Linked DNA regions of Homo sapiens: region 2 is linked to region 1. Evidence: read pairs that join two places in POLR2A ChIA-PET (ENCODE). Cell type or tissue: OCI-LY7. All regions are shown on one strand. Each heading gives the region's core, and the rest is flanking DNA. Links, peaks and the distances in the headings are about the cores only. Region 1 has its middle 69 kb from the start of SLC44A1. Region 2 overlaps NIPSNAP3B (nipsnap homolog 3B).

Region 1 (15,507 bases), core at 3,064-11,063:
AGCAAATTAGGGATGGCAATCTGCTTTTTTTTTTTTTAGAGATCAGATCTCACTCTGTTACCCAGGCTAGAGTGCAAGTGGCATGATCATAGTTCACTGCAGCCTTGAACTCCCGGGCTCAAGTGATTCTCCCACCTTAGCCTCCTGAGTAGCTGGGGCTACAGGCACATGCCACCAAGCCCAAATAATTTTATTATTTTTTTAGAGACAGGATCTCACTATGTTGCCTAGGCTAGCCTTGAACTCCTGGCCCCAAGCAATCCTCCTGCTTCAGTTTCCCGAGTAGCTGGGATTAAGTCAAATGTTAATCTCATCCAAAAACACTCTCACAGACATGCCCAAAATAATGTTTGACCAAACACCTGGCTATCCTATGACCCAGTCAAGCTGACATGTAATTAATCATTACACTATTCTATACTCTGTGTGTATATGTGTGTGTGTGAGAGATGAAGACTAAATGTAATTTTAATGTATTCCAATTATACCTAATAGTTGAGCAGTGCTCTACAGTTTATAAAACATTTACATATACATTACCTCATTCAGTCTTCACAGCAGTCAGTATTATGAGTATGGAAAATGAGGCTCAAAGGGGTGGCATAACTTGTTCAAAGTCACACAGCTAATAAGAAGTAGAGTTGATACTTGATCCACGTGATCTGACTCAGATCCAATTCTGTCTGCATCATACCATAGCTGCTTTACTATTGCTATGTATTTGTTAAGCATTTTGACCTCCTTAAAGAAGAAAAGGCTGTTGCAAATGAAGTCTGCGGCAGCAGCTGTATCCCCAGCTGTCTGAAATGCCTCCACCAGGTTTGGCAACAGCTGTCTTAGCTTGACATCTCACTGGGCTTCTGTCAGAGCCCCACCTTAGGGAATGACAAGTTTAATAAAGAAAAATCCAACCTTCCCCCTGAACTCCTAGTTTTGCAGATGCAACTGACATCCGACAGGCTTGGAGGCCCTCACTGCAGGGAATGGTGTGACCCCAGCCTCCCAGCTCATAGATTATATGTTTGGCAGCTTTCTCTGCAATTGGTTGGCAACATTTGTGCCTTCTCCAGATCCTACTCCCTAGTCTCAATACTAATTTAGATGCAGTTCAAACAAACACTGAGTATTTCATATGTGCCAGGCACTGGGGATATATAAAAAGATGAGTAACACATCATTTCTGCCTCAGGGACACCCAAAGTCCTACAGAAGAGTTAGAAACTTTATATTGCCAGTATGTCTGTGGAGACAATACCATTACCATGGCAAATGGGCCCCTTTTGAACAGAGAAATTCTAAGGAGATTGCTCAAAAAGTTAAATACGGACTGGGTGCGGTGGCTCATGCCTGTAATCCCAGCACTTTGTGAGGCCAAGGTGGGCGGATCACGAGGTCAGGAGTTCAAGACCAGTCTGACCAACAGGGCGAAATCCCATCTCTACCAAAAATACAAAAAAATAGCTGGTCATGGTGCCGCGTGCCTGTGATCCCAACTACTTGGGAGGCTGAGGCACAAGAATCATTTGAACCCAAGAGGCGGAGGTTGCACTGAGCTAAGACCACACCACTGCACTCCAGCCTGGACTACAGAGTGAGACTCTGTCGCCAAAAAAAAAAAAAAAAAAAAGTTAAATACCATGTTGACAATTTCCTCTGGGAGGAACAAATTCAAATGCCATCAAGAATCTCAGAAGGGCAAGAGCTGTGGAAGGGGCACTTCGAAATCTCAAACAATAAACACCTTTGTTCATGGGTACATAGGTGTTTGTTATTTGAGAACTAGAACCTCATTTTTTATCCTACAAAACAAGACAGTGGTCAGCATGTCAAAGGCCACATGAAAGCATGATATGTTAGGGGACAAAAAAGCAAAGCCACATTATTTGGAGGACAGGGTACACAGAGGACAATGTCAGGAGGTGAGATTAGAAAAAAGGGTGGTGAAAGGGCTGGGTACAGTGGCTCATGCCTGTAATCCCAGCACTTTGGGAGGCCAAGGTGGGCGGATCACAAGGTCAGGAGTTCAAGACCAGCCTGGCCAATATGGTGAAACCTCATCTCTACTAAAAATAGAAAAAAAAAAAGCTGGGCGTGTTGGCACATGCCTGTAATCCCAGCTACTTGAGAGGCTGAGGCAGGAGAATTGCTTGAACCCGGGAGGTGGAGGTTGCAGTGAGCCAAGATCGCGCCACTGCACTCTAGCCTAGGTGACAGAGCGAGACTCCGTCTCAAAAAGAAAAAAAAAAAGGAAAGAAAGAAAAAGGAAAAAAAGGTGTGAAGAGGTTTCAATGTCATGCCAAAATGTTTAGAATATATCCTGAATGGAACCATAGAAGATTTATAAGTTGGAGCTGGGGTTAACATGTTTTGATAATGTGATTTAGAAAAGTGATGCTACTACTTAGCAGAGGAAACAGCCATTAGAGAATAGTCAGAGGGAATATTAAAATGTCCCAAGTGAGAGACGATGAGGGTCTTAATCAAGGGGGTGGAAATGGAAACAGGGGAAGGATTGGAAAGACCATTCAGAAGTGGAATAGTCAGCTCTGGGTAAGGAGAGGTGTACAATATCTAGTTATGTGGCAGGGTACTAGAGAAGGTATGAAAGAATCCAGAAAAAGAAGTGGAGAGGGAGAAGGTTCGAGAAGAAGTTGTGAAGTTTGGCTGGGGCTGGACATGCTCAGTGTGAAGGGTTTACAGACCTCCAAGTGAAGATCCTTAGTGGACAGACAGAAAGGATAGCCCAGGAAAATGGAGTGGGCTTACAGATTAAGCCATAGGAGTGAATGAGACCACTCAGGAAGGCAGCATAGAGAGAAAGAAGATGGTGAAGAACAAGGCCAACCCTCAGGAACACTGACATTTAAGAGCCAGACCAGGAGTCAAAAACTGGAAATGGAGAGCAGTCACAAGAGATAAAAGAACTAGGAGACAGCAATGGCAGATTGGCAAGAGTGAGCAATAGCAGCAAATGCTGCCAAGAGATTACAGAAGATTAGAAGTACGATGGAATCTCTAGATTCCTCTGGAATTTGAAAGGTCATTAGATTTAGAGAGAAAAAAAAAAACAGTAGGGGAATAGATCAAATAAGAGTGGCAAAATGTCCATCATTGTTGAAGCTGGATCACAGGTACATAGGTGTTTGTTATAATGCTGTCTCTACTTGTGCATATGTTTGAAATTTTTTCCAAATAACAAGTTGAAATTCTAAAAACTAACACATAAAAAAGATAAAATAAGATCTCATGACCAGCTTCTAAGATAAGGGTTTCAGTTTAAATAGCAAATGGGAAACAAATGGGGGTAGGGGCAGTTGGTCTCAAGTGTAGTATTTTGAACTTTTGCTGACAATGTGACATGGCTGTGGGGCTGGACTGGGCCCAGTGCTTGTATCATTCATTCAGTGTCAGTACAGGAAACAGCTGACACTCAAATTAGGATGGTTCCCTGAGGGCTTAGTAAAGGAAGTATTTATGGAGTAGAAGCAGAGTGTAGAGAAAGCACAAGGAGTCCTGCAGGGATGCCTGTGCTGGTAGCAGCGGATGTCACCAGCTTTCTCTCATGCTCTTGGTGGAATGCAGCCATGCGCATGTATTTCTCATGGGCATACAGGTTGAATGGCGGTCAGCTGGGGGCTCTGTTTCAAGCTGGTGTCTCCACCTGGGCTTGGCTCCTCTTTGTCGATCAAGCTCTGGGCTACTCCACATGTGTTCATTCTGGGCCCCAGACTAAAGAGGCAGCAGTTGCCCAGGGGAAGCTCTTCCTGTGAAGATGACAGGCACAAAAACAAAACAAAACAAAACAACCCCCATGCAATGGCTTTCCTCTTAATGCTAAGGCTTTTCCTAAAGGCTTAGGCTTGAAACTGGCGCAGATGGTTGGGTGTACCCACATCTCATGGGCCAAAGCTAGTCATAAAACCAAGCCCAAACGCAAGGGGCAATATATCCCTCCTTTTTGGCGGGGAGTAACTACAAAGTCACATTCAGGCAAAGAGCATGGAAACCAGGAGGGGTGAAGAATTAAGTCCAATAATTCATCTGCAGCACACTCTGAAAGCAAGGGAGGGAAGCCCGTAATAGAATCCAGAAAGTCATGAGAAGACCCCTTGAGAGAAGGCCTGACCTTCCATCTGGAAGAATGTGAAGAAATCCCACAGGGAGGATGCTAGGGGAATACATGTCCTGACTCCCTCAGGTCTTCTCTCCGGCTGCTCACTCCCCAAACCCAGCCAGAAGCCAAAAAGCAAAGAAGCCCTTTGATCCTTAAAGGTCAGGCTCCCGGGACAGGTAGCAGCCTGGAGAACAGCAAGAGTGAGTCTGTAGAGCCAAAAAGAGGATACAGGCCCACGCACACAGTTCATAGTAAGCAGATGAGCTGGGACATGAATTCTGGCAGTTTGCTCAGAATCCACGCTCTTGATGACTATAACGTAACATCCTCCTTTCTAATCCCTGCTTGGGGGTCCCACTTCAATTTTTTTTTCTTTTTCTTTTTTTGTTTTTTTGAGACAGAGTCTTACTCTGATGCCCAGGCTGGAGCTCAATCTTGGCTCATGGCAACCTCCACCTCCCAGGTTCAAGCAATTCTCATGCCTCAGCCTCCTGAATAGCTGGGACTACAGGCAAGCGCCACCACACCTGGCTAATTTTTATATTTTTAGTAGAGGTGGGGTTTCGCCATGTTTTGGCCAGGCTGTTCTTGAACTCCTGGCCTCAAGTGATCTGCTTGCCTCGGCTTCCCAAAGTGCTGGGATTACAGGCGTCAGCCACTGCGCCCGGCCCCACTTAAATTTTTTGTGGCCTAATAAAGCAGGTGAGCCCTGATTTTAGGCTCTGGACATACAAAACTTAGAATTTAGTTTCAGGGGCTCATTCTCTCCACCCCATAGAAAGTATTCTTTGCTTATAAAAGAACTTACTGCTACTAGAGCAGGACCAAGTGAGGGTGGTGTACAGGCTAATAGCAGAGACTCAGTGTGTGAACAAAACCCTCACCTCCCTCCAGGTCCAGCCCAGGAAAATGGGGAACCTGTGGGATCAGAAGTTGCAGATGATCCTACAGGTGGCCTGGACCGCTACCTGGGCTTCTGATCCAGGGGGAAGGGCAGTGCACCAAGAGAGAGGCTTTTCCGCCCACAAGAGACACAGCTGGAGGTGGAAACAGGCAATTAAGACTGATTGTCTGACTCAGCAATCAAATTAGGCTGTGACAGCTATTGATAGTCAAGAGGAGGCAGGTTGCCTGTGGGAGTTGAGAACAGGCAATCAGTGCAGATTGACGCTTGAGAGGATCTGGGAGCAGATTGTGTCCGAGGGCTCTGGGGAGCCACCTCCCAAAAGGGAACACTTTGCTGAGACCCACCAACACTCTCCTGGTAGGCTATAAGGAAGCTCTCAATGTTTGTGCTGATTGTGTTTCTTGGAGACAAATTAATGGCAAATGAAGCCAAAGTAATAATAATTAGCAGCATTTTTTTTAAAGCAGTAAGTTGTTCTTTTATGAGCAAAAAATCCTTTCTTTGCTTATAAGCATGGAAAGGATGAGCCCCTCAAACTAAATTCTAAGTTTTGTATGTCCAGAACCTAAAAGAAGGACTCTCTTTATTAGGCCACAAAAAATTGAAGTAGGACCCCAAGCAGGCAATAGAAAGGAGGATGTTGCATTATAGTTGTCAAGAGCGTGGATTCTGAGCAAACTGCCAGAATTCACATCCCAGCTCAGCTGCTTGCTGTGAACTGTGTGCGTGAGTTCAGGCAAGCTACGTGCCAATGTGTCCTTAGTTTCTGCATTTGTAAAATGGAAGCAATACCATACAGCCTAGAGTTGTGGATTTAATGAGTTAATAGATGTGAGCACTTAGTAGTGTTGTACACATAATGATATTCGAAGGTTAGTTCTTATTATTGGCCCCAGTAAGCAGACTCAGGGACAATCCCCTGTCCCACATTCAGGCAGCATCCCTACCTTCTACCACTGCACCCTGTGTCACAGTTGGGAGCCTGGGAAGAGAGCGGTCCAGCCCTCTACCTGAGCCTAACTTTCAACTTGATCTTACCCCAGCACTGAATACAACTGAGACAGGATTGCTCTCATCACCTAAGGCTAGAATCCGGGGGAAATTTCCTTTCTCAGTGAGTGCCCTGACCATTCCATCCACCATTGACTCAAGTTGATGAGAACAATTAAAGGAAGAGGTGCTAGCTGCAGAAGGAAATCAGTAGTTTAATGAAAGGCAAAACAAGCCTACTAGAAAGACCAGTCCAAACCAAAAGAAGGAATTGACAAAGGCAGCTTAGCTTCTTACCATGGTGCTTCAGGAGTTATTGAGTCCCCCGTCTCCCTGAAGTTTCTGTCCCTGGGTGGTGTCTCTCTCTTCCTTCACTTTTTTTTTGTTTGTTTTTTTGAGCAGATTCTCACTCTGTCGTCCAGGCTGGAATGCAGTGACGCGATCTCAGCTCACTACAACCTCCGCCTCCCAGGTTCAAACGATTCTCCTGCCTCAGCCTCCTGAGTAGCTAGGACTACAGGCCTGCACCACCACGCCTGGCTAATTTTTATACTTTCAGTAGACATGGGGGTTCATCACGTTGGCCAGACTGCTCTCGAACTCCTGAGCTCAAGTGATCCACCCACCTTGGCCTCCCAAAGTACTGGGATTACAGGCGTGAGCCACCGTGCCTGGCCTCTTCCTTTACTTCTTTTCTTTCCCTCTCCCTCTCGCTCTCACTTCTTTCTTTCTCCTTCACTTTCCCTCTATCCTTTCTCCCTCAGCTTCCTCACTCTCTTTTTAAAACCTGCTTTATGACAGTTTTTACATGTGTTTTGCCCTTGGTTGTCTGTGGATCCATAGCTCTCAGTACAAATACAAGGGTTTTTTTTTTTTTTGCCTTTCAGTTAGGACAGCTGGGATCTATTTCACTAGCTCCATCACTAATCCCCTGTATAATGGTCAGCAATAATAACAGCAAACACATGTTACAGTCAATGCACATCACTGTGGCCAGGTGCGGTGGCTCACTCCTGTAGTCTCAGTGGGTGGATCACCTGAGGTCAGGAGTTCAAGACCAGCCTGGCCAACATGGCAAAAGCCCATCTCTACTAAAAATACAACAATTAGCTGGGTGTAGTGGCATGCACCTGTAATCCCAGCTACTCGGGAGGCTGAGGCAGGAGATTCACTTGATCCTGGGAGGCGGAGTTTCCAGTGAGCCGATATTACTCCATTGCACTCCAGCCTGGGCAACAAGACTCTGTCTCAGAAAAAAAAAATGTGCATCACTGCATCACTCGCCCTTCTAAGTTCTTTATGTGTAATAATAACTCAGTTGTCAGGACATCCCACAAGGGGGTCTTTTATTATCATTATCATCACCTGTAGTAAACCAGATGACTATTCACCAAATACTTTGGGTTCCCTTCTTCAGAATTCTTGCTGGTAGGAGGTTTAAACCATCTCCACCCTGTCGAACAGAGGAGTGACCCCATGACTTTCTTTGGCCAATAAAAGTCATAAAGGGTGATGTGACACTTCCAAACAAGAAGGATTAAAAATCAGTGAGTGCTTGGCCGTGTTCTCCTTTCCTATGCCACGATGACTGGCAGTGTCCCAGCTAGTGGTGGCTCTGTCTGAGGATGAAGAATGCTTGGAATGGGCTGGATGCGGTGGCTCACACCTGTAATCCCAGCAATTTGGAAGGCTGAGGCAGGCAGATCACCTGAGGTCAGGAGTTCAAGACCAGCCTGGTCAACATGGTGAAACCCCATCTCTACTAAAAATACAAAAATTAGCTAGGCTTGGTGGCAGGTGCCTGTAATCCCAGCTACTTGAGAGGCTGAGGCAGGAGAATCGCTTGAACCTGGGAGGCAGAGGTTGCAGTGAGCCGAGACCATGCCATTGCACTCCAGCCTAGGCAACAAGAGCGAAACTCCATTTCAAAAAAAAAAAAAAAAGAAAGCTTGGTATGGAGCCATGGCCAACTCATGAAGCACAGAAAGTATGAACAAGAGATAAATGTTTGTTATCTGTCTTGGAGATTTCTGGAATTGTCTGTTACCACAGCATAACCTAGCCTATCCTGACTGATAAATCCTCATTTTCAGGTAAGGAAACTGAAACACATTTAGAGCATGTCTTGCAGTCTGGCTCCAAAGTCTGAGCTCCTAAATACTACTCTATTTTACTTCTATGAGCCTCAATTTCTGGTTTATGAAGCGAGGTGATCTGTATCCTAGTTGAGAGTGACAAATGTTGTTTCTTTCAGTCTTGTCTATTTGATTCTCACTCAGTCCATTTCCTGCTTCTTTTTTTTTTTTTTTTTTTTTTTTTTGAGTTTTAAACATTGCCAGCATGTTTCTTTTACCGCTGATGGCTGTAAAGGGAACTAGATGGCAACATTTGTTTAGGACCAGGGACTCCTACTACCATTGTTGCCAGCTCAGGACACCTTAGGAAAGAATTCCTAAACCTCCTCTTCTCCCCACCAGGTCTCCTAACTTTGGCATTCTTGGAAGGATGATAATAATTGCTTTCATTTATTAAGTAGCTGCTATGCTGCAACAACTACACGAACATTGTTTCTAATTCTTAAAGCCACACTATAAAGTAGGTATTATTCTCATTCTTTTTGATGAGGAAACTGAGGCCCAATAACACTAAATAACATGTCTAAGGGCTGGCCGCGGTGGCTCATGCCTGTAATCCCAGCACTTTGGGAGGCCAAGGTGGGTGGATCACCTGAGATCAGGAATTCAATGCCAGCCTGACCAATGTGGTGAAACCCTATCTCTACCAAAAATACAAAAATTAGCCAGGTGTGGTTGTGGGTGCCGGTAATCCCAGCTACTTGGGAGGCTGAGGCAAGAGAATCGCTTGAACCCAGGAGGCAGAGGTTGCAGTGAGCTGAGAGCATGCCATTTCACTCCAACCTGGGCCACAAGAGCAAAACTCCATCTCAAAAATAAATAAATAATAAAATAACATGTCTAAGGTCAAATACCTAGTACATTTAGACTCCTGATTCCCTTTCAGAGCCATCTGACACATAAGTTCTTTCCACCAGGCTGCTTGTCGTAGAAACCATCACTCCAGGTGATCTTCTGGTACATTCCCTTTTATTATTTGTGACCTCAGAGGTATCCGAGTCTTTCAGTATATTCTATGTTAAATAATATTTAAAATGCCCCAGGAGACACAAAGAAGAGTCTTCTGAAGAAGGAAGTAGAGGGACGGTTAGCTGAATCTAGGCAAATTCCTAAGAAAGTCTTAATGTAGCAACAACAAAAAACAGAGAGGCTTAAGAAATAAAGTGAAATAGACTAAGCAGTTTGATGTAGGTATTTAAATAAGGCTGAGCACAGTGCTGAGGAGTCTGATTTGAAGCTTTCTGAGCTCTCAACCAGAAATTAATGAAGCAAACCTCCAAGGGACACATCCCAATTAGACCTATTTTCCAGATGATCGACTAGGACCCCAAAGTCTGATTCCTGTCCCTGGTACTCATCTTGGAACAAAATTATCCCTGTTGAGAAGCTATGCACCAAATACCGCTTGCACAAATAACTGCCTGATTTTTACAACAGGTCTGTGTCTTAGGACTTCTTGGCTGCCACCTTAGGATAATGAGCTCATTGGTCATTGCTGTGTTTCAATAAATATTTTTTTCCTGATAATGAGCCAATTTATAATTTAAAGCCAGACATTGTCAGGCCTGGGATCTTTTATAAAAAATGTATCATCATAATTGTTGTTATTTGGTATTGCCATCTGGGTCTCATTTCACAAAATAAAAGGCTTTCTTGTGCTTCTGGAAGCCACTTCTTCCGGGATAGTGTGTCCTCAAAACACCCCCTCACAGCATGGCCTTACGAATAGCGAGTTGTTCATGCAGCCTCCTCCAAACACTTTCTCCTTCGTGATCCCATTTTTAACAAAACCCCCAAATGATAATACCCCCTTATTCAGGCAGCTGCCATTTATAGAGTGCCTGCAATATGCCGGGCCTAATGCCAGATGCTGTGGAGAATGCAAAGCCGTAGAAGACACAGCCTGGCCCTCAACACTCAGTCTGAAAGGCATTAAATAAAAATTCGTACAATTGCGCGATGTTAAAATTTGGAAGCCACGTTAGGATATTTTGCTTTATTGAGGAAAATTAAGGTTCTATCACTCCATCAAGCCTCATTTTACCCCACCATCAAGGAACAGGATGTTGATATAAATCAATCAAATTTAGTATTTCTTGGCCGTGGCTCAAGCCTGTAATCCCAGCACCTTGGGAGGCCAAGGCAGGTGGATTACCTGAGGTCAGAAGTTTGAGACCAACCTGACCAACATGGTGAAACCCCACTTCTACTAAAAATATAAAAAAATTAGCCAGGTGTGGTGGTGGGCACCTGTAATCCCAGCTACTTGGGAGACTGAAGCAGGAGAATTGCTTGAACTCAGGAGGCGGAAGTTGCAGTGAGCCAAGATCGCACCACTGTACCCCAGCCTGGGTGACAGAGCGAGACTCCATCTCAATCAATCAATCAATCCATTGATCAGATTTAGTATTTCTTGGACCACTCTGCCAGGAAGTGGTGCTTTGGGTGTGAGAAGAAAAGAAGCTAAAGTTCTATAGCCCTCTGAAAGTTCTCTGTGGCCCCTCTCAGATACCTCTTTTGCTGTTATCTCTTCACAGTCTTCTCTTTCTTCTTAGACTAGGGAGAGAGAGGCATGGAGCTACCTCCCCACTGGGAATGATCTTCTGTTTCCTTCAGTGGAAACAAAGTGAAGCCTGGGGAGAAGCCACCAGGTCGACATAGGCTGGCAAAATGCTCTCTTGCAATTTCATAGGAGGTGACATTGGGGTATGACATGGTAAGAAAAATACCCAAAACATTAGTTCAAGAGAGTACAACCTGTCCTTTATTTATTTATTTATTTAGAGACAGGGTCTCCCTCTATCCTTCAGGCTGAAGTGAGGTGGTGAGATCATAACTCACTGAATCTTTGTCCTCCTGGGCTCAAGTGATCCTCCCACCTCAACTTCCCAAAGTCCTGGGATTACAGGCATAAGCCACCACACCAGGCCTCTTTTTTATTTGTTTTTTAAGGCAGGGTCTCGTTCTGTCACTCAGGCTAGAGTACAGCGGCACAATCAGCTCACTGCAGCCTCAAACTCCTTCACTCAAGGGATCCTCCTGCCTCAGCCCCCAGAGTAGCTGGGATTACAGGCTGGAGCCACAGCACCTCGCCCTCAAGCTGTCCTTTCGTGACCCACTGAACCATTCATTGTTGAAAAGGCTCATCCAAGAATTATGTAACATGCAATGAGACAGTATCCTCTATGACTTTGCTATTTACTATTAATTAAGGTTGAGAATCATCAGTGATGTTGCATGTTAATTTGTAGATTTTTGATTAGCAGAGAAGCAAATGATTTCTGAAAAGTAGAAACTCCCAAAGGTTGTAGTGTATTGCCCTATAGGATATTAACAATGTATCTAGCCCAGTGACCTTACTCTGATGTTCTTTTTTAAAATTGCCTTCAAATAGCCCATTCCTCAAATAGGCTTGTCAACTTGCTGTGCCATGATGCCCAAATATTTGGGCAAATATTATTCTGGATGTTTCCATGAGGGTGTTCTTAGGTGAGATGAATATTTAAATCGGTGAACTTTGAGCAAAGCAGATTACTTTCCATAACGTGGGTGGGCCTCATCCAGTCAGTTAAAGGTCTGAATAAAACAAAAGACTGACGTCTCCCGAACAAGAGGGAATTCTATCAGTAGATGGTCTTCAGACTTAATCTGCAACATCGGCTCTTCCCTGAGTCTCCAGCCTGGCAATTTATCCTACAGGTTTTGGACTTGCCAACCTCCATAATTGCATGGGCCGATTTCTTAAAATAAATCTCTCTATCTCTTTCTCTGTTTACATCCTAGTGGTTCTGTCTGTCTAGAAAACCCTGACTAGTACACTATCTTACTGGTTCCTTCACTAATTAATGAGTTAAATAACACCTTTAATACATGTTTATTCTGTTGTTTTATACAAGTCATATTTTTATTTCACTTTTGAAATTTATAATTTAACAGAGGGTAGAGGCTGATCTAGTGATAATAGAGGATTCCTTTGTGCTGGCCTTGTCCTCTGGCAGTTATCTCCCCTGGGAACCTCAAGGAGGGGAGGCTGAGGCACAAAAGGATGCTGGTGCATGCAATCTTAGATCTTAGCCAAATACTACTTCCTGACATCTCACTGAGAGCACAAGCCACATATTGTAAGAAGCAGAACTTTGAAATAAAATTATATACAACAAAATAAATAAAGTAGTATTGGACTTTCATCCAAAATATAGAATAAATATCCATACATTAGGCTGGGTGCGGTGGATCACGCCTATAATCCCAGCACTTTGGGACACCGAGGTGGGTGGATCACCTGAGGTCAGGAGTTCGAGACCAGCCTGACCAACATGGTGAAACCCTGTCTCTATAAAAATACAAAAATTAGCCAGGCACGGTGGTGCATGCCTGTGATCCCAGCTACTTGGGAGGCTGAGGCACGAGAATGACTTAAACCTGGGAAATGGACGTTGAAGTGAGCCAAGATCGCGCCACTGCACTCCAGCTTGGGCAATAGAGTGAGACTCTGTCTCAATAAATAAATAAATACATATCCATATGTTCATACTGATAGAAATAAATGATTGAAAAATAAATGGGAGAAGGTTCAAATCTGTGCAGAAGTCCCAATAATTTATGTAGATACTCCACCCTTAAGGAAGTGGAGCATAACTCCCAATTCTTTCAGCACAGACTTTACATAGTAACTTTCTGCCGACAAGTAGAGTATGAAAACAGGGAAGATAAAGAGGAAGTTGACGGTAGGCAAACCTGACAAGCACTAACTCAGCCAGGCAATCAAGGTTAACATCAACAGTGACAGTATGTACCCTTGACATGATATAATGAAAATGGCATTTTTAACTCTGGTTTTCCTCTCAAAAACACATAGCCCCAGTTTACTCATGAAAAAAACATTAGGCAAATGCCAGCAGAGGGACATTCTACAAAATACCTGACCAATACTCCTCGAGATATTCAAGGTCATCAAAAGTAAGGAAAGTCCTCTCCAGAGGAACGCAGGGAGACACTCTGACTAAATGTAATACAGTATCCTGGATAAGATCCTAGAATAGAAAAAAAAGGACATTAGGAAAAAACAGAGGAAATTTGAATGAAGTATGGATTTTTGCCAACAATAATTTATCACTATGGGTTTATTAATTGTGACAAATACACCACACTAATGGCAGATGTTAATAAAGGAGAAACTAGATGAGGGGTATATGGGAACTCTCTGTACTATCTTCATATTTTTTTTTAAACAAGCAGTCAAATGAAACTGAAGAGGAAATATATTCTATTTTGCCTGGAAAAATATCTCCTTCGCACCTTCTTGAAACACTTGTTAGCAGTGCCAGGTACAGGGCCCACCCAGAACAAAGCTGAATAAATGTAATTTCAACACAGTTTCTAAAATACAGCTCTTAGTGCCCTCCCAGTTTCTGAGGTTCTTGGCCTACTAAGAACCAGGGGTGGCGTGCAAAGATGTAGCTGGTCTTGCCTGTGCTTGCAGAGCAGAGTAAAGCCTAAGTGAGGTATATATGGGATCCGTCCTCACTTAGAATATACCTGAGGGAGACTTTGAGGGGTGATCTGCCAAGGATACTGAGCCAAGCTTCTTCCCAGGAGCTCCTGTTTGAATGAAATGTTAAATAGCACAGACAGGGCCCAGAGTTAGTGGGGTGTAGCTTGCTGGGCAGAACTGGGTTACTCCCTGGCGTGCCTCCCTGATCCATGGATGAGGCAGTGGGAGGATGTCCCTCCTAAGCAGTCCCTTTTTATTAAAAAGAAAAAAAAACTTTTAGGTTTAGGCGTACGCATGAAGGTTGGTTACATAGGTGAACTCATGTCATGGAGGTTTGTTGTACACACTATTGCATCACCCGGGTATTAAGCCCAGTACCCAGTAGTTATCTTTTCTGCTCCTCTCCCTTCTCCCACCATCCACCCTCAAGTAGAGCCCAGTGTCTGTTGTTCCCTTCTTTGTGTTCATAAGTTCTCATCATTTAACTCCCACTTATAAGTGAGAACATGAAGCATTGCTTTTCTGTTTCTGTGTTAGCTTGCTGAGGGTAATAGCCTCCAGCTCCATCCATGTTCCCATAAAAGATAGGATCTCATCCCTTTTTATGGCTGCATAGTAGTCCATGGTGTATATGTATCACGTTTTCTTTATTCAATCTGTCATTGATGAGCATTTAGTTGATTCCATGTCTTTGCTATTGTGAATAGTGCTGCAATGAACATTCAGGTGTATGTGTCTTTATGGTAGAATGATTTATGTTTCTCTGGGTGTATACCTGATACATGCCTGGTAGGTGGAGGTTGCAGTGAGCCAAGATCGTGCCACTGCACTCCAGCCTGGGCAACAGAGCAAGACTCTGTCTATAAATAAATAAATATCCATACATTCATACTGATAGATATTCCAAATAATGGAGTTATCCATTATTTGGAATTATCCATTATTTGGAATTTCTATCAGTATGAATGTATGGATATTTATTTATTTATTTATAATGGGATTGCTGGATTGAACAATAGTTCTGCTTTTAGCTCTTTGAGAAATTGCCATACTGCTTTCCACAATGGTTGAACTAATTTACACTCTCACCAACAGTGTATAAGTGTTCCCTTTTCTCTGCAACCTCTCCCCATCTGTTGTTTTTTGACTTTTTAATGATAGCCATTCTGACTAGAGTGAGATGGTATCTCATGGTGGTTTTGGTTTGCATTTCTCTAATGATCTATGATATTGAGCTTTTTTTCATATGCTTGTTTGCCACATTTACGTCTTCTTTTGAAAAGTGTTTGTTCATGTCCTTTGCCCACTTTTTAACGGGTTTGTTTGTTTTTCTCTCGTAAGTTTAAGTTCCTTATAGATGTGGATGTTAGACCTTTCTCAAATGCATAGTTTGCAAATATTTTCTCCCATTCTGTAGGTTGTCTGTTTACTGTGTTAATACTTTCTTTTGCTGTACAGAAGCTCTTTAGTTTAACTAGATCCTATTTGTCAATTTTTGGCCTGGTGCAGTGGCTCACACCTGTAATTCCAGCACTTTGGGAGGCCAAGGTGGATGGATCACTTGAGGCCAGGAGTTTGAGAACAGTCTAGCCAACGTGGTAAAATGCTGTCCCTACTAAAAATACAAAAATTAGCCAAGCATGGTGGTGCACGCCTGTAGTCCCAGCTACTCAGGAGGCTGAGGCACGAGAATCACTTGAACCTGCGAGGCAAAGGTTGCAGGGAGCTGAGATCTTGCCACTGTACTTCAGCCTGGATGACAGAGCAAGACCCTGTCTCAAAAAAGCAAACAAACAAACAAAAAATGCTTTTGTTCCAATTGCTTTTGGTGTCTTCTTCATGAAATCTTTGCCCATGCCTATGTCCA
Region 2 (15,507 bases), core at 4,779-12,778, 400 kb before region 1:
GACCTGAATAGCCCTTCCTGTTTTTTTAGGAACCTTTTAAAAACAAGAGTTTTTTGTTAGTAAACGTATTTTTGGGCCTGCCAAAAGGCATGTGTACTTAATAAATTTTTTTCAATGTGTGGAACTAATACATATGGTATTGAGTAAGATGGAATATTGGCTAAACAGGGGAAAACCCTTTGTAAATTAAAGAGACTAAGTCTTAAATGTAGTTCTTCGGTAAAGGAGTATCATTATGATCCCACAGCCTTCTTGTGAGCAAATTCTCGTGAAAAAATGGCTAGAGGTAGACCCCTGCTAGGAAACAGTTGCTATATATTCATCAGAATTAAGAGTAGTTATCTTTATTGACATCTCTATGTAAACAAGTGTATATGGAGAATTGACAACAAAAGTAAACAATGGATAATGAGTCTATGTGTGTTCCTTGTACCAGACTCAGATTTGGTTGTAACCAAATCTGTAATTGTACCTTCCCAAGATATTTACATTTGTCTTACCTCCTTCAGGTGTGTTCATCTTTTGCTACGGGCCCTAGACAATACGATGGAACGTTCTATGAATTTCGTACTTATTACCTTAAACCTTCAAATATGAATGCGTTCATGGAAAATCTTAAGAAAAACATTCATCTTCGGACCTCTTACTCTGAATTGGTTGGATTCTGGAGTGTAGAATTTGGAGGCAGAACGAATAAAGTGTTTCATATTTGGAAGTATGGTAAAGAGTCATCCAGTTTTAGTATTCAGTATAGATTTTCATTCTGTTAAATGTAACATAAGACTTAGTTCTTGGATCTATATTACCATAGATACATACAGGTTAAGTAAGACTTTTTAAAAGCAATACCAAAAAAATAAATTTAGCAGATCTTCTTCCCAGTGGTACACCTCTAACCACCCCTTGCTTGAACTCTTATGTTATCATAAATGAGAAAACATGCAGTCTCATATATCAAACCATAAAATTGTGAATTAGACTTTAATCCTCAGAAAAATGTTAGAATCGTTTGCTATAAAGATAGCTCATGAAAAATTTAAAGCAGTAATTGTAAATGTTCAAGTGGGTTAAGATCACCGTTGGGCCTGCCAAAAGACATGTATATTTAATAAAAATGTTTTAAATGTGTAACTAATGTATATGGTATTGACGAAGATGGAATACTGGCTAAATAAGGGAGAAAGCTTTGTAAATTTATGAGACTCCTAATTGCAGTTCTTGGGTAAAGGAGTGTCATTAGGATAAGATAATTTTTTTTTTCTTATTATTGTTACAGCTAGGGCTGGATATCAGCATTTTTGCAGAAATAATTCACCCATTTGGGAGCTTTATAAAAATGGAGGTTTTTAAAGGATGATAGTTAACTTTTAAGCGTCACCCAACTCTGAGATTTAATAATTCTGTTATGTTTAGAGACCACTTCTTTTTTCATTTCTGTACCCCAGAGTTTCAAGGAATTCTTTCATACTACCCTAGGGAGGTAAGGAAAAGGAATGAGAGACAGTCCTTCCCATATTGAAGCTGACCTACCCCTGGTTTAGTAGAGGAAAGAGAACAAGTAACAAGAATCCCCAGAATGTTTGTTACTTCCATGTCTGTTCTTAACAGTCCACATCAGGACTTGAGGATACCTAAAGAACTTTTAATAATTTCATTTACTGTTTAGTGATCAGTGTCCAAAGTTAATAGTCATAAAGTAATTTAATATGAAAAGTGTTCATTCTATGCTTGACGTAACTCTTTAGTTTTTCCCTGTTATAATAAAACAGACCCTATTAAAACATAATTTATGCTTTAGATAAACCACAAGTTGAAACATGTCCCATTGAAAAAACTGCTAATAAAGTGTTTATAATTCATTTATATGCTTTAGATAAACCACATATATAATCCACTTATGTGCGTTAGGTGAGCCACAAGTTTAATTGTGTCCCATTAAACTGCTCGTAAAGTCTTTACAATTCACTTGTAAGATAGGTGTTATTCCTTATCCTCAGCATAAATCATATAATTCATTTACTATTAGTCTTAGGAGGCCCTAAAAGTAAATATACTATAGTTGTCCCTCTGTATTTGCAGGAGGTTGCAGGAGGTTGGTACCAGGAACCCCTGTAGATACCAGATTCAGCTCAAGTCCATTATATGAAACAGCATACTGTTTCCATCAAACCCACACACATCCTTCCATATACTTTAAAGCATCTCTAGATTATTTTTAATCCCTAATACAATATAGATACTATGTAAGTAGTTGTTATACTATATTATTTCACTTGTATTTTTAAAAAATATTTTTAATCTGCAGTTGGTTGAATCCACAGATGCAGAACCTGTGGAGAGGGAGGGCTGACTATACTAGGCCCATATCTTGGTAAATGTATATACCTGTTTGGGTAACTTAGAAAGAAGAGAAATAAGTTGTAGAGAAAAAGAATTACTGACAAGAAATAAAAGAATCAGCACTATTTCATTGGGAGCTGTTGTTCAAAAAAGAGGCTTAAAAAGTGCATCTTAATTTCATTTATGTTAACTTTGATTCAAAGTGTACCTTGACCTAATCACCCACCACCAAGGAAAAATAGTCTTTCTCTATAAATCAAATGCTTCCATTGATAAGAATCGTTAACATATACTGAGTACTAACTAAGGTGCCAAACACCATTCTAAGCTCTTTTCATGTACTAATTCATTTAATCCTCACAACAACACTGGAGGTAGATGTTATACTATTTTCTTCACAGAATAAGAAACTGAGGCACAGAAAGATTGAATAACGAACCTAATTCACACAACTTCCTAAGAAAGTCTTAGAGCCTATAAAGCCCATTCTATGTCAATTAAGTTAGTTTTTTACATTTCAACTCCCCTTTTAGACCATGAGTAACTTGAGAGCAGTTGTCACATATATTTATGTTGGCATCTCCAGCGACATAATAACATGGGGTTCCCATATGGCCTTGCACGTTTGCTGAACTGAGTAAAATTCAAGTAAAAATATGGGCGATTTTAAATAAAAAAACATTTTCTTAACTATTTTCCTCCCATAGATAATTTTGCTCATCGAGCTGAAGTTCGGAAAGCCTTAGCCAACTGTAAGGAATGGCAAGAACAATCTATCATTCCAAATTTGGCTCGCATTGATAAACAAGAGACGGAAATTACTTACCTGATACCATGGTCCAAATTAGAAAAGCCTCCAAAAGAAGGTGAGTTCTTCCCTCTTAGACTATGAGTTTTAATGAGTAAAATACTAAAGACCTAAAGTTATAAAGAGTAAAGTTCTATAGGAAAAAAATATATAATTCTTTGTTTTATATAATAATATATGATGAGTCTGGAGATAAAAATGAATTAGAGACTGGGCGCGGTGGCTCACGCCTATAATCTCAGCACTTTGGAAGGCCGAGGCGGGCGAATCACTTGAGGTCAAGAATTCAAGATCCGCCTGGTCAACGTAGTGAAGCCCCATCTCTACCAAAAATACAAAAATTAGCTGGGTGTGGTGGTGCATGCCTGTAGTCCCAGCTACTAGGGAGGCTGAGGCAGGGGAATGGCGTGAACCCAGAAGGCGGAGCTTCCAGTGAGCCGAGATCTCGCCACTGCACTCCAGCCTGGGCGACAGAGCGAGACTCCGTCTCAAAAAAAAAAAAAAAAAAGAGAATTAGAGTTCTAGAGCTCTTTGCTTATCCTTAAAACATTGAGCTTATCCTTAAACATTGCTTATCCTTAAAACAAAAAATGAAGTATTTTTCCATATTGAAATCTAACGGATGCCTAACAAAAGTTGACATGGTCAATACAGGTGAAAAAGTGGGGCTTGGGAGCTAGGAAAACAGGTGTAGGTAGATGAGTCGTAGTTCATGAAATTTTGTCACAGTTTTAAAATGTATAAACTTTTAAATATAAAAGTATTTTTTCCACAAAGTCAGCTAATCTTAAATCATTAAGTACATCTTTGCTTGTAAACTGACTGTTTTGGGGGAATGAATTAACTTACACTGCTAAGCTACATTATTGTAGTTTAACTTTTGTGTCTTCCTCTTTCTTGTTTCTCAGTTTGAAAAGATTTGTCTTCTTCCTGATTTCACTTCTTGCTCACTAAAGGAAATAATTACCTCTATCTAATTTTAAACAGAGGTCAGATTCGAAAAGCATAAACTAATTTAAATTTCATTTTATGTCTCCCATAAACTCAACTTTGTATTTTATTTTAGATTATAAGAGATTTGAAAAGTCTTGTTTGGATTCTAATGTACTTAAAACTCCCCTTAACTTTCAGCACTAAGTAAAACAGTTGACTTCTCAGTGTCAAGTCTTATTAATAGTTCCCTTCCTCTATGTTGTTCATAATTCTTTAGTAACTTTGTATTTCTTTCCTTTTTCTTGTCCAATCTACCTTGTCCTCTAGTTTCTTTCTCTCCACCCATCTTATACTTCTGGCCAGAAGGTAGAATGGTTTTTAAGCATTTACCTGGATATTTAGGAAGAATAAAACCATCTCCTTGAGGGTTTTCTTTTTTTCCTTAAAGGCTCAGACATGACTTTGGGTCAACTAGAAATAGAATCCTACCGGAGAAAATTATACAAAGGAAAAAGTTATTTCCTCTCAAAATTGAAAAGGAGAAGGAAATGTAGGATATCAGAAAGTACTTCTCTTATGCATTTCTTTTTTAAAAAGTGTAGACAGGCAGCTTGAAAATTCTGCTTCATTATACATTCTCAGTATCTGTTTTCCTGACAAATTTTATAGATTAAAAATATTTCAGAGTGTAGTTTATATATAGCTTCCAGTCCTTTTTCTTTATTTTCTTTATGATTAATTTTAACAACTGACCCTTAAACATGGACAAAGACTTTCTAAACATAAAAGCAAAGAAAAATAATGCAGAGAATCAATAAATGTGACTGCATATGTATGTATACATGGATTATCCTCTAACTTCATTGGTTAGCCTTCTAATGAAATCAGGAAAACCTGGTTAGAAATTGTTTGAATGTCTTCTGTGAAATAATTATTTTTCTCCCTATTCTAGGAGTCTATGAACTAGCTGTTTTTCAGATGAAACCTGGTGGGCCAGCTCTGTGGGGTGATGCATTTGAAAGAGCAATTAATGCCCATGTCAATTTAGGCTACACAAAAGTAGTTGGTGTTTTCCACACAGAATATGGAGAACTCAACAGAGGTACAGTTGTCCATTTGTTCTATGAAGTTGCCATGTGTATTAGATCAGTTCGTCTCTCTTTTTCATTTTGGTACCTGTTTTAATTTTTATCTCCAAATTTTTAGAGTTTGTTGTTTATAGGATTGAAAAAATCTATAAGCATCTTATTTTACATCTTATTTTTTTAGAATGTTAATACTTTATGGAGCCTTTTTCAAATGCTGAACTGGTGTTTGTTTTTTAACTTTTATTTTAGGTTCACGGGGTACATGTGAAGATTTGTTACTTAGGTAAACCCATGTCATGGGGGTTTGTTGTACAGATTATTTAATCACTCAGGTATTAAGCCCAGTACCCAATTGTTATCTTTTCTAATCCTCTCCCTCCTCCCATCTTCCATTCTCAAGTAGACCCCAGTGTCTGTTGTTTCCTTCTTTGTGTTCATAAATTCTCATCATTTAGCTCCCGTTTATAAGTGAGAACATGTGGTATCTGGTTTTCTTTTCCTCTGTTGGTTTGCTGAGGATAATAGCCTCTAGCTACATCCATGTTCCCACAAAAGTTATAATCTGGTTCTTTTTTATGGCTGCATGGTATTCCATGGTGTGTATGTACCACATTTTCTTTATCCAATCTGTTGTTGGTGGGCATATAGGTTTTCATGAAAAGATTCCAAGTTTTTGCTATTGTGAATAGTGCTGCAGTGAACATTCACGTGCACATGTCTTTATGGTAAAATGATTTATATTTCTCTGGGTATATATCCAGTAATGGGATTGTTGGGTCGAATGGCAGTTCTGCTTTTAGCTCTTTGAGGAATCACCATACTGCTTTCCATAATGGTTGAACTAATTTACACTCCCACCAACAGGGTGTAAGTGTTCCCTTTTTTTCACAACCTCACCAGCATCTGTTATTTTTTGACTTTTTAGTAACAGGCATTCTGACTGGTGTGAGATGGTATCTAATTGTGGTTTATATTTGCATTCTCTAATGATCAGTGATATTGAGCATTTTCTCATAAGTTTGTTGGTCTCATATATGTCTTCTTTAGAAAAGTGACTATTCATGCCCTTTACCTACTTTTTAATGGGATTCTTTTTTTCTCTTATAAACTTGTTTAAGTTCCTTATAGAGGCTGGATATTAGGCCTTTGTCAGATGCGTAGTTTGCAAAAATTTTCTCCCATTCTGGAGGTTGTCTGTTTACTCTGTTGACAGTTTTTTTTTTGTTTTTTTTTTTGCTGTGCAGAAGCTCTTAAGTGTAATTAGATACCATTTGTCAATTTTTGTTTTTATCATGATTGTTTTTGGTGTCTTTGTCATTCAAAATTAATATCATTGACATAGAAAATTCTCACATTGTTGCAGCATTTTAAAAAATCTGTTACTAAGTATAATATACACTAAGACCCTAATTTGGTTTACTAATTTTTTTTAAAGGAAACACACCATATGTTGATAAAGGTTTATCTAGGCAGTTAAGATTATACTAACTTTTATTTTTTCTTTGTATCACCTAAATTTTCTACAGTAAACAATTTTTTATAATCTGCTTTTTTTAAAAAATAAAACATAGTAGGAAGTCATTAAACTCGGGTCTAGTCTTAATTGTGCCTTAAGCTGTGTTTCTTTGCATTCTCTCTTCAGCCTTATGTTTCCAGTTTAACTTATAAATTTATCTTCCAAATTTCTGATCCCTCTGAAATCTTATAACTAACATATTTAGTTTTACCTTTTGATTTTGATTTAAAGAATAAGACAACATTTCTGATTCACTTTTTCAATATTTCTTATTTGCTATTGCCATATATTTCAGAAACTACTTGTGGTTTATTTCTGCAGTTCATGTTCTTTGGTGGAATGAGAGTGCAGATAGTCGTGCAGCTGGGAGACATAAGTCCCATGAGGATCCCAGAGTTGTGGCGGCTGGTAAGCTGTTTCACTAAGCACGAATTATTTTTAGAACAAATGTGATTCAACCAATAACTGTATGCCTTCTTATGAAATGTTTTTCCAGTTCGGGAAAGTGTCAACTACCTAGTTTCTCAGCAGAATATGCTTCTGATTCCTGCATCATTTTCACCATTGAAATAGTTTTCTACTGAAATACAAAACATTTCATTAACTGCTCTAAGATGTGTCTGCTAATGGTGCTTAAATTCTCCCAAGAGGTTCTCGCTTTTATTTGAAGGAGGTGGTAAGTTAATTAGTTAATTTGCTGTGCTTCTTGCATTTTTGAAAGTTACATATTCTCCACTGCTTTAAGAAATAATTCAGTTCACTTTCACCTTGGCATTTCAGTATCTGTTACACATTAGAAGTAGTTGTCACTATTTCATCATCTTGGTTTTTCATTTGTTTTAGAATACCTCTTCTGTATTTTGATAACTCATTGCTTTATAGCATTTTCTTTTACTCAAATAAGGATTTTACATTTCCTTGCCTGACAGTATTTTTGAATTATTTATATAAAATATCTATCTTTTCATCATGTCTATAGTTCCTGAGATTTTAAAAAAATTTGCTTAGTAAAGGTTATTTTGTGATATAAAATGGGATTTATAAAAATATTAGATTGTTTATTTCTTTACTGTGGAAAAGTACAATGTCATCTGTATTAATTATTGCTTTTACATTCATTGATTATTAGTCATTCTAACTTGGAAAATAATGCAATTGGGTCACAGTGTTAAAAATCTAGAAAAGACTTGTTGGTTTATATGCTGAAATTGTTCATTTATAATTAATTTTACTAATTTCTACTTAGTTTGGATCACTAACAGAGATCTTGGGACATTTATTTGTTTTAAAGAAATATTTATGGTTATGGAAACGCTTGCCCTAATAAAAATCCTGCATATTCATTGTTTTTTTAAATTCACATTTTATACTTATATGATCTCTAAAGCTCTTGCTATGTTGCTATAAGACAGTAATATAGTGATAATTTACCAACTTTATTGAAAATGTTGTTACATCAATAAAATAGCATGCTGGGAACCTGAGAAGGAAGGTTTCTTTAGTACTGCCACAGATGTCCTGGAGTTTTCCTTGAAACATCTTTCATTTCCATTTTACTTGATGCCTCTACCTACTAAAACTAGATTTGGTACTTCCGATAGTGTATATTTACAGCTATATTATATTTACATTTTTACAGACTATCTTCTGATAATCTGTATTTACAGCTATGTTATTTTATATTTTTAAAATCTTACAGCTATAAAATAGTAAATTGTGAATTAGCTGTCCAAGGGCAATTTGGAAAACAAACTGTACAGTTTCCTCTCATTTATCAGGCTCTAAGCGATCTGCAGTTTATCTGGGCTATTATGCAATGTGAGATATTATTTATGAGAGGCAGGCAGTGGCAGCTTAAACAGACATACCTCCTCAGCATTCTTTTCCATGCAGAGTTCAAAGAGGCCTAAGACATCTCACATTTATGTGAAATAGTTGAGGCACAAGTATGTGGTTAACTACACATAAATTACCAATAAAATTAAAAGTTAACTAAAATACTACAGAAGACATTTAATATTTTGCTTCAGACTGTTATAGTACCTTAGGGTTATGAACATCAATTACCTTTGAGCCTTACTATATTTAAAGGGAAGGGGAAGCTGACATTTTTATCTTTTTTAATGGGTACACTCTACGTTACCTTAAAGGCTTCCCCGGTTTAAGCAAAAATAGAATTATGTGGTTTAAATCATATACCTTATTCTTCATACTTAGCTCCAAGTAGATTATGACTTTTCCTAAAACTTAACATGACAGAGATTTGCCTTCCAGGGGGTCTAATTTGAAGAGGAAAGTAATTTAAATGTATAGGTTTATATAATAGCATTGTATTTTTCTCTATTTTATTCATTCTTTCATTCTCTTCGATGACTCCCAGCACCTGCGCGTCCATCTTCATTCTTAGCCAATGACCTTTCCTTTTACTTAACAGAGAAAATAACAATCAGAAGAGTCTTCATAAGTTCCCACCCCGTCTGCCCGCTTTCTACAGCCAACCCCACATGCCCTGCCTTCTCTCCTTTCACTGTGGATGAACCGCCCGTGCCCCAAGCAAAGACAAACCCTCCACTTGAACACTCACTTGCTGAAGGATGTGGCTTAGGCAGTTTTCCTGTCTCCTGAAGCCACAGTATTCCCCTTCAACTGGATTCTTCTCCTCAGCATATAAATATACTTTTTTTTCCTATCTTTAAAAAAAAAAAAGAGTAAAATCACCCCATTTTTTTCCTTTACAATATGACTCAAAAGAGTAGTTCATACTTCCTGCCTCCATTTTCTTCCCTCACATTATCTCTTAAACATTCTCTGATCACGCCAGCCAAATTGCTCTTGTCAACTCATTTCCCAGTTCTCATTTCACTTGACTTGTTAGCAGTTGACCTCTCCTTTCTTCTGGGAAGTTTCTTCGTTTCTCCGAAACACTCACTGCACAAGCCTTCATATCTCCTAGTCTCCATCTTGTCTCTTTGACCTCTGATGTAAGGACTGAGTCCTTGGACCACTTCTCTTTTCTATTTATACTTACTCCCTGCGTCATCACCCCCAGTCTTGTGGCTTCAAATGCTATCTGTGTGTGGATAGCTCCTCCAGTCCACACCTCTTTTCTGAATCTTTTTTCAAATTCACACATGTGAATTTGAATTCCAGGCTCATCACATCCAGGTGTGTTCCCCACACCTCCACCTGAATGTCTATTAGAAATCTCACACCCCTCTTGTCCAAAACTGAGCTCTTGATCTTTAACCAGAAACTTTATCTCAGCTATTGGCAACTCCAGGTTTCTGTTTTGCTCAGGCCACAGACTTCAGAGTCATTCTCACACTGCCTTTTCTCTCATACACCATTATGTACCTGTCAGCAGGTCCCAAATATCTAGAATTTGATTGCTTCACATCCCTATAGCAACTCTCCTGGTTCAAGCCCATCATCATCTGGATTTTTGGGAAGTGGTCTTAACTGGTGTGCTGCCCTTCCCCTCTGCTCTCAACCCTATTTTCAACATAGCAGTCAGAATAATCTAAAATATAAACCAGATCATATCACTCCTCTGCTCAACACCCCCTCCCAATACCTTCATGTCATCCTCAGAGTTATTGTCCAAGCCTCTAACTGTGGTCTACAAGTCTTTACATGATCTGTCCTGTTACATTTTCCACTCTCGCTCCAGACCTGACCTAAGAGGCTTTTCTCTGAACTTGCTAAACATGCTCTTACCTGAGGGTCCATTCCCACTGCCTCTGCCTGGAATGCTCTTCCCCAGACATGCATCTGCGTGGATCATTTCCATGCCTCCTCAGGTCTTTGCCCTCATGAAGCCTTCCCTGACAACCCTATTTAAGATTGTAATCCCCTCCCACAGTGGCCCCTATCTGCTAGAGACTGAATGTTTTTGTCCCCCCAAAATTCCTATGTTGAAGCCTTAATCTCAACATAGGAGGTTTGGCCTTTGTGAGTTAGTTTTAGATGAGGTCATGTGGGTAATAGAATTAGTGCATTTATAAGGGCGTGAAGAGCCCTCACTGTGAGGAAACCAGAATGTAAGCCTTCACCAGAACTTCTTCATGCTGGCACCCTGGTCTTAGACTTCCCAGCCACTAGATCTGTGAGAAAGAAATGTTTGTTGTTTAAGCCACCCTGTCTATGGTACTCTTGTTACAGCAACCTGAACTAAGACACTATCCCTCTCCCCTGCTTTCTTTTTCTGTTATCACCATAATTAATGTTTTACTTATATATGATTTGTTAATGTATGTCTCTTCCCACTAGAAACCGAATTCTATGACAGCAAGGGTTTTTGTTTTCATTATTGTCATATTACCTGTGCCTGGCATGTGATAAGCCCTAAGTACTTGTTGACTGAATTAACATATGAGATCTGTGAGTCTGAAAAAAGAAGTACATCATTCCTTCACATGTCATTTTGAGCCACTGTTAACAGATTACATAACTGTTATTGGAAGTGCCTCACTACTCCATTTGGAAAGTATTCCTGGAATACACGATGAATGACTCAGTAGAAGTTCTGGCTATGGGGGAGTGCCATCAATAAATAAAAATAATACCATTGTCTGTTGGTTATAAGTTGCTGTCACAGACTATGAAGGTATTTGAATTGTATTTTCAGGAAGAGAAACAGATATGCAACCAATCTGATTTGGTTCCACACCCTGCCACAGAAGTCCCAAAGGAGAAGCAAATGCCACTTGTAGACTCAAACTCTGGACTTCATTCTCAGCACCATCTCTTAACCTACTGAGTAAATCCTATGAACCTGACTAGGGTGGCAACTGAAGTTGTAGTACTTTCTGTCTTCAAAGGAGGGTGAACCTGGAGTATGTTGGAAGAAGTGTTAGGTTCATTAGAGACACCTCTTTCATAACTGCTGTCACCTAGAATGTCTATTCTCTAAGCACCTTCTTGAAAGAAGCACATTCCCCCAGGAGGAGGAAATGGTTTGTTTTCTTTAGTGACAGTTGGCCCAGGATCCTAAGGTAAAGGAGTATGGGCACTAGACAAAATGAGTTTTATAATAGTCGATTGGAAGGAATGGAAGTTTTTGAATCACAGGCTTCTGCCTTGAAAGGGCAAGTCCGTGGTGGTCATGAACCACCCAGAGTGTGTACAAGGCTCCTGCCAGAAGAAATGCCTGTAGGATTAAAAGCAAAACAGCAGAATCAAAAAGGAAGGGCACGATGATGCCCAGGTGCAGCCTATATTATTAACAGACAAGGAAAGAATCCAAATAAAAGTTCTGTAAACCAGCTGTTGTCCTGTTTTCTGTTTCCCTTCAAAGCAAAAATATAGATTTGCATATATTTGCAGTCTCCCCTTCCTTGCCTCTCAGTCTTCCCTGAAAATCTATTCCAGTTAGGTCTGCATCCTTGTCATGCTGAAATGACTCTTAGGAAGGTCACCAAGGACCTCTGTCTTAACAAATTCAATAGCCATTCCTGCCTTTACTCATTTACATTCCTTACTCATCTTCTCAGCAATGTTGGACATAATTGACAACTTCTGCCTTCCTGAAACAATAATTCTCTGAGCTTCAACATATGGCATTATACTCTTCAGATTTTACTCTCTCTCACTGGCCAGTCCCTCTCAATTTCCCTGGCTAGCTTCTCTTCTAAATGTTATAGGATCTCAGGCTCAAGAATGTTCCCTATCTTCATTCTCTCTAGGTAATCTCATTCAGTCCCGAGGCTTAAATATATACGTACCAATAACTTGCACACTTTTTTTTTTAGATGGAGTTTCGCTCTTGTTGCCCAGGCTGGAGTGCAATGGTGCGATCTCAGCTCACTGAAACCTCCGCCTCCCAGGTGCAAGCGATTCTCTTGTCTCAGCCTCCCAAGTAGCTTGGATTACAGGCATGCACCACCATGCCCAGCTAATTTTTTTGTATTTATTAGAGATGGGGTTTCACCATGTTAGGCTGGTCGCAAACGCCTGACCTCAAGTGATCCACCCGTCTCGGCCTCCCAAAGTGCTGTGATTATAGGCGTGCACCACCACGCCCAGCCAACTTGCACACATTTATCTTATTTTCCATCATTGCCCCTGAGCTTCAGACTGAAATACCCACTGCATTTTTAACACAACCATCTACCTAGTTCAGGTCACAAACTAGAAGTCACCTTGCTAGCTCTCTTTCCCTCAGCCCTTACATGCAGTCTGTCAGCAAGTCCTGCTGGATCTATCTCCAAAGTGGATACTGAACATTACCATAGCTCCCTATCTGTTGCTACCATCTTAGTTCAATCCACCATTATCTATTAGTCTTCCTACTGTCCTTTCTTCCCATAGTAGCCAGTGTTCTTTCTGAAACAGTAGGTCACACCACTACTGTTTAAAACTCTCCAGTGGCTCCTTGTTGCACTAACAATAAAATCCAAATACCTTAAAAAGGCTGGCGAGATCCTGTGAGATGTGGTCCCTGCTATCTCTCCAGTTCCACCCCCTGCCACTCTTGTCCTTGCTAACTCAGTACAAGAGACATTAGTACAGATAGCTCTTTTACCACCTCAGCTTGCCAAGCTTTTTCCCACTGGGGCTTTTGCAACACTTATTCTTTCTTCCGGGAATATCCTTCGCACCCACCTTGAAAGGCTGCTCCTGCTCTTTTTATTCGATTCTGAGCATGTCACTCCTCAGAAAAGGCCATCTCTGACTTCTCTCCATTGTTATCCAATTACCATGTCTTATTTTCTTCTTAGCACCCATTGCTGTCAAAATACATTAGATGTGTTTGTCCACACATCATCTTTCACCACTGAAATATAAATTCATTAGAGCAGGAATTCTATTTTCTTCTACATTGTACCCCCTAGTACCTAGAGAAGTATCTGGCATACAGTAAAGTTCAATAAATATTTGTTAAATTAATGTATATTGATGCTGATGTGATTTTACAAGGTCAATTTTAACTGATACCTAACTTCAACAAAAAGAACCCTCTGCCACTTGACTGAACCTGTACCTTTGGACGAGTTTCTTATCCACTGAGCTGTAATTTACTCATATGTAAAATGGTACTTTTTACCTCATAGGGCAGGTGTTGAGAATTAAATGAAGTGCATGACAACACAGTAAACACTTGAAAACTGAAGCTAAGTGGGTTTTTTTTTTTTTTTTACTTAATGTAAACATTACCATTACAAAGTGCCAAGTTTTTTGAATCTGGAAAAGTTCTTTTGGGCTTTTCTACAGATAGAAGAATGTTTTAGTCAAGGCTCATGGGTAGGGCCAGGCAAGGTGGCTCATGCCTGTAATCCCAGCACTTTGGGAGCCCAAGGCAGAAGGATCACCTTAGGTCAGGAGTTTGAGACCAGCCTGGCCAACGTATAGTGAAACCCCATCTCTACTAAAAATACAAAAATTAGCTGGTTGTGGTGGCGCATGCCTGTAGTACCAGCTACTTGGGAAGCTGAGGAGAATCGCTTGAACCCGGGAGGCGGAGGTTGCAGTGAGCCAAGATCATGCCGCTGCACTCCAGCCTGGACGACAGAGCGAGATTCTGTTTCTCAAAAACAAAAACAAAAAGCAAAAACAAAACCTCATGGGTAACATATTTTCATCTAAATTACCTGCCTTTTTATTTTTCAATAAAGTTTTTTCCTCTCCCTCGTCATTGTTCACGAAGAAACAGTGTTCTATGATTTCATTAAAGTCACTATAACATGAACTTCAAGATAGGAGGATGAAGTTGTGATGCTGATGCTCAGGGGGCATCTTGGCTCACTTGAAGCCAAGATTTTTCTGCACACAAAGTTCAGATCTGTGCCACAGGAAAAGGACTGCTCACGACACTGTCACAGCCATTCCTGAGGTCACAAATAGAGACAGCCTCTTGTACTTCCTCAAAAGGACTGTTTGACAGGGATTCTTCAAGTAGCAAAATAAGCAGACATCTCTTTCTGAAACTGATTCTTAATGAGCTATGAAAAATACATTTACATTTATCAGCACTGCTCATATGTTGTCTGCACAGCACTTATTACAGGAAAAAAGGAAGGAATCACCGATATTAGTATCATTTCTGTTTCCATATCTACTTCGCCTTCCTGCTCACCATTGCCACCACCCCCAGCACCTTCCCAGTATAACTGCTACATTGTGTCCTTATATTTTTGGTTGAATAAACAAAAGGACACTGAAGGCTGCCTTTGTAGCTTCCCCTATACCAAGTGAACATTTATTAAATAAGCTCAGCTACAGAGCATTTTCAGAAATCTCAGTGCAGCTTCATAATCATTAAGCAGAATATTTATCTAAAAACCTCTAACACTTAATACCAGTTACTCAGTATCTTAACCAACATGAAAATACAAAACAACCTTTTATTTTCAAGTAGTCCCCTCAGTTCTCTTTTATGATTAAGGGAACATTTGAATCTTTTCTAAAGTTTTTCCTTTTGATCCAAATCACTTCCCCTCTACTTTTCTAATGGCTTTATAACCCTTCAACAGTAGGTGGTGCCACAAATGCACAAAAGTAAATTTCTGTAGACCAACAGAACTGTCACAGCTTTATTTTGTGACTCATTATATTACAACATAGAAATATGCATTTTAATACTTCATATAAAGTTATTGACATACAAAATTTTTTTTCTTTTTTCCTTTTAATGAAAATGATTTAACTTAGAAATCTGTTGTGAAACTTTTGTCTAGTTTTGCAATTCTCAGATATTCCAGTGCAAAAATAGATCCCATTACAGACAGCGTAAAGTGCTTGGAATGAGGGCCAATGATGAACAAAGAGCACAAAAACAGCTTCATCTTAGGGTATAAGAAGGGATAATAGCATACCTAAATCCT

The links. ChIA-PET counts read pairs that join two places held together with the same protein. Peaks named below come from ENCODE experiments on the same cell type or tissue, not always from the same donor. Only the 100,000 strongest peaks of a DNase experiment are listed, where the experiment ranks them.
Region 2: POLR2A ChIA-PET joins it to region 1 with 10 read pairs; 2 of 35 experiments call an interaction of 5 or more read pairs at or near these places.

What each region holds. Positions count from the first base shown.
Region 1 is chr9:105,168,312-105,183,818 of GRCh38, forward strand. No RefSeq gene overlaps it. Among named protein-coding and RNA genes, the nearest start is that of SLC44A1, 69 kb to the right of the region's middle. RefSeq lists an enhancer at 4,937-5,525. In OCI-LY7, for the core only: no CTCF peak of the experiment used is centred there; no DNase peak of the experiment used is centred there.
Region 2 is chr9:104,765,816-104,781,322 of GRCh38, forward strand. It overlaps NIPSNAP3B (nipsnap homolog 3B), which reads left to right. Exons shown (of 6, transcript NM_018376.4): 2 at 510-720; 3 at 3,048-3,206; 4 at 5,034-5,183; 5 at 7,007-7,093; 6 at 7,182-11,949. The coding sequence ends at 7,258. It overlaps ABCA1 (ATP binding cassette subfamily A member 1), which reads right to left. Exons shown (of 50, transcript NM_005502.4): 50 at 15,191-15,507. Among named protein-coding and RNA genes, the nearest start is that of NIPSNAP3B, 9.4 kb to the left of the region's middle. RefSeq lists an enhancer at 9,429-9,678. In OCI-LY7, for the core only: no CTCF peak of the experiment used is centred there; DNase peaks (open chromatin) are centred at 7,106 and 9,726; H3K4me3 peaks cover 3,408 bases; H3K27ac peaks cover 5,199 bases.